2 separate regions of the Homo sapiens genome follow, and region 1 is linked to region 2. A link is an interaction called in ENCODE POLR2A ChIA-PET data of the cell type or tissue named here. Cell type or tissue: A673. All regions are shown on one strand.

Region 1 (4,000 bases), 90 kb before region 2:
AATTGCTTTTGAGCATTAATCTTGTTTCATCATAGTACTTACTGTCTAATTAGGCTGCAGACACACAAATAGATAATTACAGGACAGTGTTTTATGTGCTACAGGGGAAAGATAGGGAATCATAGGAGCATGTCCTTCTGGTGGTGTCAAGAAAGGTGCGGCTCTTGAGCTGAGCCTGGAAGGAAGAGTAGGAGTGTCCTTAGTAAATGCAAGAGGGGTACATTTCTGACAAATGGAATGTCAAATATAGGGACTGCTGAAGCAAAAAGATTGAATATTGAGTTCTTTATAAAAACTTATTTTTACAGCATTGGTTGGATTTTAGGTAGAAACTATTCAGACATGAGCAAGATGATTTCAATCACTCCATTGTGGTTATAATCATATAAATGTTTACCCTTTCTATTGTTCCTGGTTTTCTTTTTTTTTTTTTTTTTTGAGATGGAGTTTTGCTCTTGTTGCCCAGGCTGGAGTGCAGTGGGGTGACCTCGACTCCCCGCAACCTCTGCCTCCTGGATTCAAGCAATTCTCTTGCCTCAGCCTCCTGAGTAGCTGGGATTACAGGCATGCACCACCACACCCAGCTAATTTTTAGTAGAGATGGGGTTTCTCCATGTTGGTCAAGCTGGTCACGAACTGTTCCTGGTTTTCAAAGGGACCTTTCTACACTTTCCTGGCTAGGTAGCATGTATTAGTGAGACATTCTAGACTTGAGCTGACACCTTTCATTTGAAGCTGGGGAAAATAAAGGGAGTACATTTTGAAAGATATTAATTACAATATCTTCTGATTATTGAATGCCTACTGTGTGTCAGAAGTTATTCACATACCATCTTTTTTCACTCAAAACACTCTGAGACAGGCCTTATTTATTTGTATTCCTGGATGAAGAAACTGAGGTTGAGATGGTGGGGAATATGCCACATAGTTAAAAAAGTAGCAAAAGTGGGATAAGAGTCTAGTGTTGTCTGACTTCAAAGCCCGTGTTCTTTGCACTGAAAACAAGACCCTTAGCAAAACCCTGGAGTTTGGCTACTGAGACTTTACCAGAGAATAAGCTTACTAAAGCAGAGAGCATGAGTTGAGGGTGGGAGAAGATAGGATCCAATCTATAGAATAGGTGGAAAATTATACCTTTGAAGGTTTGTGCATTTTGGTTTGGAAAGTGATCAGGAGCCCCTAGCGAGCTTGAGTGGCAGAGTGACGTGCACACTGGCAAGTTCTCCTTTTACATGGGAGCGCTGTACCAGACCCTTTTGTTGAAGAAAGAAGGAGTGTTTGGATAAGGTAAAGAACATTTGGCACTTAGAAAATTTAGAATAGGATAGACTAGAATTGTGAAGTCTTAGGCAAAATGTCTCTGTGGGGTCAGAGATCAAGAGGCGAAATTTAGTGTTGCAGAAAAGAAAGTGATTGGTCTTGTCACTGATTTTGCCCCTCATAACATTTCAAGTTCTCAGATGTTGATGCTGGCAAGTATTTTTGTCTGGTGAGTGAAGAGTGGTGCTCTCTGCTGAGGAGTGCACAGGCCTGGAGAAGGCATGGGAATACACTTACAGGAAATACTCTTGCCTCAGAAAGAACAGTGAATCTGCTCAGGTTGCCACTTTGCAGCTTAGGACAGGATCCCATTGCCTGTTTATGTGTTTTATCAACATCTGTCTGATCACTGGATGGAAAGTTTCAGACGATACCCGCAAATGCCCTCTGTTGGGAGGCCCACAGGTTTCCATAATTGCAGTGGCAGAGGAAGAAGCCCCAGTGGGGTCTTATCAGTCCTGCTTAGAATTCACTGCCAGCCAGAACTGTTCTAGAGCCTTTGCTCTTTTGTTAATCATTTCTCTTGAACTTAGTGGCTTTTCCCTCTCGGTGGTACAAATTTGACATTTATAAGGATGTCTTACTATGATTTAGTTCCTACAGGTCTATAAAATTATAACTTTGGGAAGTAGTTCTCCTTCATTCAATCTATGGAGCAGTAAACATTATCCCTTCTTTTAGCTTCTTTGAAAGCTTCCCTTAGCTCATTTGATTGAAAGGACTTGAGGCACTTTCCATAAAGAGGAGGATGGGTGAGTCACTCCCTGCAGAGACCCTGCTGCCAGCTTTCCTTCACCTAAACATCTTGCACCAGTTCAGCGTTTAGCTTGTCATTCTGACATGGTTTTTTGCATAGTTCAGCTCTGATGTTTTCTGAGCAGCAGCATTGAATATCTCCCTGAAAAGAGATAAAAGTTTATACCCTTTGCTTTCCTAAGGCAGATGTGTCATCAAGCAGGGGAGGACTCTGGCTGATAGAAGTCACTCTTTTTGTTCCCTTTTGCCCTTGTTTTTAAGACTGTTGACACTTGAACCTTCTTCACTTTTGGCTTATCCCCCAATTTTTGCCCCATCTTTCAGGGAAATAACAGTCTGTTATGAAATGTTCACAGCCTAGTTGGAAACTTGATTTATGAGCTCTGAATACATAAAAATGATTGCATTTACCAGCTTAATACTTTTGTTTCCTCATCTCAGAGTACAGTATACCTAGATAAAAAGATAGCTGTAACAGGAGGGTATAGTAAATTGTGTTAGAGACAAATATTTTCTGGAAGCTAAAGTGCTTTCCTGAAAAAAACAGTCTGTATTTGCAAATATGAAAGAGACAAGTGGCTTTTTCCTATTGGTGCTTGACATCTGTAATAGATAATAGAAAGGATAACCCCTTTTCTGTCTGGTCACTCTATGGTTTTTCTTCACAAGCTCAGATTTCCAGAATCCTGTTAAGAAAAAGGTGAGTCAGAGGTTGCTAGCCCTGCTTCCGCACTGGTGGTCAGGAGAGGATTGTGCAAAAGCTTACCTCTCTGGAAATTGGATCCTAAAGGACTCAGTTTAAAAAATAATGTTGTTAAATTCTAATTAAGATTCAGAAAAGACATTTTTGATTTGAAAATAAAACCATCCGTTAGTTTTCTATAACCCAAATGCATATTTGTAAAGAATACAAGATTAAAATGTCCCTAATGAACTGGGCCTGGAATAGGACCTCTGTTCATGAATATTCTCTATCATTGTATTGAGACAGGAAGGAGTGAGCTTCCCCCAAAGGTGACGCACAGTTGAACTTGAACTTTTCCTTAGTGTAACCTCCCTCCCTCTTACTTCTCCCCTAAATGTTTCTAGCATTATGGGTTTGGTTTCTAATCTTATTTTGCTGTGCAAGCTGCAAGAATGTCAGGTTTTTCTGACTATTCCTCTGCCTTCTGATTACCCTTTTAAGCAATGCTGATTGCAGGAAATTGCTATGGTGCAAGGCGGGTGTCACAACACACAGTGATTAAAACCCGCATGTGTCATTCACTTCTTGATTGAAGTAATCATACAGAGGGGAAAAGCAGATGAAAAACCTGCTAAATGTGCAGAGGGGGTCTGTTTCTCATCATTTGGGTGTAAGGATTTTGAGTTAAAGAATAAAAAATAGTGTGAGTAAGACTTGTGTTTTTAGTGATTTTGCTTCATTCTGAATCCTTAAAGCTTCTCAGCAAGGCCTGGGCCTCTGAACATGATCTAAGAAAAACGGGTTGTTGCTTTATACCAAACACATGTTGCCCAATGTACGCGACTATAAGTGGTTGAGCATATCAAGGGGAAAGATGCTAGAATGTAAATGGGACAAGCAGATGAAAACAAAATGGGAGATGCCTGAATAGCTCAAACTAAGTTCCTTATTTTTATTTTTATTTGAGACAGGGTCTCACTGTGTCGCCCAGGCTGGAGTGCAGCGGCACGACCACAGCCCACTGCAGCCTTAACCTCCTGGGCTCAAGCAATCCTCCCATCTCAGCCTTCCTAGTAGCTGGGATTACAGGCATGAGCCACCACACCCAGCCACCAACTAAGTTTTTTTATCACTCTTTCCTTTGGTCTGCGCGATCTTGAGAGAATAGTTAAATTGAAATGGCAGTTTTATTATTTTAGCCCTATGTGGCTCTAAAGCGATTTAAATTATTTGGTGCTT
Region 2 (4,000 bases):
CTTTTTCTTTTCTTTTCTTTTCTTTTTTTAAAAGGAGTCTCACTCTGTCACCAGGCTGGAGTGCAGTGGTGCAATCTCGGCTTTCTGCAACCTCTGCCTCCCGGGTTCAAGCAATTCTCCTGCCTCAGCCTCCCAAGAAGCTAGGACTACAGGCGCATGCCACCACGCCAAGCTAACTTTTGTATTTTTAGTAGAGACGGGGTTTCACCATGTTGACCAGGATGGTCTCCATCTCTTGACCTTGTGATCCGCCCACCTTGGCCTCCCAAAGTGCTGGGATTACAGGCGTGAGCCACCGTGCCCGGCCTTCTTTGCACTTTTATTACCTAAATGTTATAGTTTAAAACAGTGCTTTACAACAGAAATATAATGTAAGCTACCTGTTGATTTTAAGTTTTCTACTGGCCATGTTTTTATAAGAAAAAAGAAATAGGTGAAATTAACAATATTTGTATTCGACCAAAATTTTCCAAAATCTTATTATTTGAGTGTAAATAACGTGTACCAGCCACATTTCAAGTCTCAGCATGAGATGATGTTGTTAATAGGGTGGTAGTGAAGATGGAAAGGATTTGGATGTCAGTTTGGAAGTGGGATCAATAGGTTAGTATTATTGGATTGGATCAGTGGGAGAGGAATCAAGATCTCCTAGATTTTTTGCTTGAGCAACTGGGTGGATGATGGTGTCATCGTTAAGATAGAGAAAATTCTGGGAAGAGGAACAGGTGTAGGAGAGAAAACGAAGTTCTGGAAGAGAAGTAATTTTTTTTTTTTTTTTTTTGAGATGGAGTTTCACTCCTGTCGCCCAGGCTGGAGTACAATGGCATGATCCCAGCTCACTGCAACCCCTGCCTCCCGGGTTCAAGTGATTCTCCTGCCTCAGCTTCCTGAGTAGCTGGAATTACAGGCGCCTGCCACCATGACTGGCTAATTTTTTGTATTTTCAGTACAGATGGGGTTTCACTGTGTTGGGTAGGCTGGTCTCGAACTCCTGACCTTGTGATCTGTCCGCCTTGGCCTCCCAAAGTGCTGGGATTACAGGTGTGAGCCACTGCACCAGACCAGAGAAGTAATTTTTTAACAAATATGTATTAGCTTATATTTCAGTAGTTGATTAGCAGTCCCATGATTTAGCATCATTTTCGAAATTCAAAAATATCTGTGTAGTCACTACCAAGAACTTAGTCCTGTCTTTTTTAGCCTGTGCACCTGCATACAGAGGAATGTGTGTGTCTTTGGCATATAGTCAGTTATTGTTGATACACAGTTTCTAAGATTTGTAATATTTTGGAAGTTGGAGTCACTGTTATGTCTCTCAAGTATGTGTATACGTATATACATAACTGTTATTGTACACACTTAAAATTTTTTACCTATTTCTCCTGGGTGCTAATGTTTACATGTATTAAGATTCTACCTTATATATGTATAATACACAAATCTACAGTCTCAATTTCTAATTTCTCATTGATGTTTCTTTTTTTTCGGTGTTTTTTTTTTTTTGAGTTGGAGTTTTGCTCTGTCACCCAGGCTGGAGTGCAGTGGCGCGATCTCGGCTCACTGCAGCCTCTGCCTCCTGGGTTCAAGCAATTCTGCTGCCTCAGCCACCTGAGTAGCTGGGATTACAGGCACGTGCCACCATGCCTGGCTAATTTTTGTATTGTTAGTAGAGATGGGGTTTCACCATGTTGGCCAGGCTGGTGTTGAACTCTTGACCTCAGGTGATCCGCCTGCCTCGGCCTCCCAAAGTGCTGGGATTACAGGCATGAGCCACTGTGCCTGGCCCCTCACTGATTTGTCTTGTATATTTTCCACTTGTTCAAAGGACGTAGGTGTCACGTTGACATTGGCTGTTTACATTTGGAAAGTTGAGTTCATTAATCCCATACTTTTCTAATTTCTGTGTTTTTCTAGCCACAGCTTCCTCAAAGTTATTCTGTCCTTGATCTTCGACATTTAAATCCAACTGATTTTTGTTTTTGATTTCTAACTTTTAATTGTTCTGTGTATTTCTTTCCAAGTCATTATCTTATGCTGCCTACACTCCTGTTACTGCGACCCTGATCTGAGTTTTTTGAAAACTAAGCTTTCTAAGTGATTTCCTTTACTCTTACTCTTACCTTTGTCCTAATCTGTTATAAATAACTTGTACAAATATTGTTTTCATTTTTATCCCTCAACTTTCTGTTATAGTAAGGCTTTGAAGGCATCATTAAAATGTTTTTTTTTTCTTTTTTACTTAATTTTAAAATTTTCATTTCCTTTATAGAAACTCTGCATTCTAGCCAAGGTAATTACTTTGCTGTTTACTCATAGTACAAAGTCATTTCTATCTTTATGACTTTGACATGCCATTCCAGGCAAAGGGAGCAGCTCTTTCTTTTTTTTTTTTTCCTTTTTGTTTTTTGAGACAGAGTGTCACTCTGTCGCCCAGACTGGAGTGCAGTGGTGCAGTCTCGGCTCACTGCAAGCTCCGCCTGCTGGGTTCACGCCATTCGCCTGCCTCAGCCTCCCGAGTAGCTGGGACTACAGGCACCCGCCACCACGCCTGGCTAATTTTTTTTGTATTTTTAGTAGAGATGGGGTTTCACCGTGTTAGCTAGGATGGTTTCCCTCTCCTGACCTCGTGATCCGCCTGCCTCAGCCTCCCAGAGTGCTGGTATTACAGACGTGAGCCACTGGGCCCGGCCGGGAGCAGCTCTTTCAAGATATAAATACACGGCCAGGCGCAGTGGCTCGCGCTTGTAATCCCAGCACCCAGCACTTTGGGAGGCCGAGGCAGGTGGATCATTTGAGGTCAGGAGTTTGAAACCAGGCTGGCCAACGTGGTGAAACTCTGTCTCTACTAAAAATACAAAAATTAGCTGGGCGTGGTGGCTCCTGCCTGTAATCCCAGCTACTCGGGAGGCTGAGGCAGGAGAATCACTTGAGCCTGGGAGGCGGATGTTGGAATGAGCGGAGATTGTGCCACTGCACTCCAATCTGGGTGACAGAGTGAGACCCTGCCTCAAAAAAAAAAAAAAAAAGAAAAAGATGTCAAGACGTGAAACTATATAAGGTGTGGCAGTCTTGGTGGTGTTAATTTTTTTAAACACCTGCACCACCCCACAGCAGTTCCCCATGGGTCTCAGTAAATGTCTGAATTACAGAAATTTTGTTCCTTTAGGATTCAGTGCGCCTCCTTGCTGTGGAAGCTTGTGTCAGTATTGCCCAGTTATTGTCTCAGGATGACCTTGAGACTTTGGTGATGCCTACACTTCGACAAGCAGCAGAAGATAAATCTTGGCGCGTTCGCTATATGGTGGCTGACAGATTTTCAGAGGTAAAGTGATCATTTTTAAGTACTAAGGAAATAAACCTGAAAACACATAGATTTGCTGTTGTACCCAAAGTTTCTGAATTAATTCTTTTCAATGGGAAGTGCTGTGGCAAAAATATGTATTTACAGATTGCACAATTTTGTTTTGTTCTTGTTAATTCTTTTGTTAGTATACATTAAAACCCGTTCAAATTCTTTTATAGCTCCAGAAAGCCATGGGTCCTAAAATCACCCTAAATGACCTCATCCCCGCCTTTCAGAACCTACTTAAAGACTGTGAAGCTGAAGTCCGGGCAGCTGCTGCCCACAAAGTAAAAGGTTAAGGAGTTCAATTTATGTTGGAACATGTGTCATTCATTTTGGTGCATTTTTTTGTTAGTCAATTTTGCATGTTTTTTGTTCTAGAATATGTTTTTAAAATACATAGGGATGTTTTTAGTGTGTGGAAATGTTACATTGTCACTTAAAGATAGTCTCTTTATATTTAAAACCAAGAAATCATTTTGTCTTGTTTTTGTAAAAAAAAAAATGCCTTTCAGGTTGGATTGGTGTGATATGCAATGGCATAGAGAGTTCACGAAAAAGTTTATTTAGAACAAGAGCTGTTTTCCTTATTTGCTTAAACATATAATTTAATTGAAATTATTGATAAACCTGGTTAAATGTCCTCATTTGGCTCTT

Evidence for each region. ChIA-PET counts read pairs that join two places held together with the same protein. Peaks named below come from ENCODE experiments on the same cell type or tissue, not always from the same donor. Only the 100,000 strongest peaks of a DNase experiment are listed, where the experiment ranks them.
Region 1: POLR2A ChIA-PET joins it to region 2 with 11 read pairs; 5 of 35 experiments call an interaction of 5 or more read pairs at or near these places.

What each region holds. Positions count from the first base shown.
Region 1 is chr11:111,845,029-111,849,028 of GRCh38, reverse strand. All of the region lies in intron 8 of ALG9 (ALG9 alpha-1,2-mannosyltransferase), which reads left to right. Among named protein-coding and RNA genes, the nearest start is that of ALG9, 25 kb to the left of the region's middle. In A673, no CTCF peak of the experiment used is centred here; DNase peaks (open chromatin) are centred at 2,088 and 3,288; H3K27ac peaks cover 3,178 bases.
Region 2 is chr11:111,754,617-111,758,616 of GRCh38, reverse strand. It overlaps PPP2R1B (protein phosphatase 2 scaffold subunit Abeta), which reads left to right. Exons shown (of 15, transcript NM_002716.5): 6 at 3,167-3,322; 7 at 3,523-3,637. Among named protein-coding and RNA genes, the nearest start is that of PPP2R1B, 9.8 kb to the left of the region's middle. In A673, no CTCF peak of the experiment used is centred here; no DNase peak of the experiment used is centred here.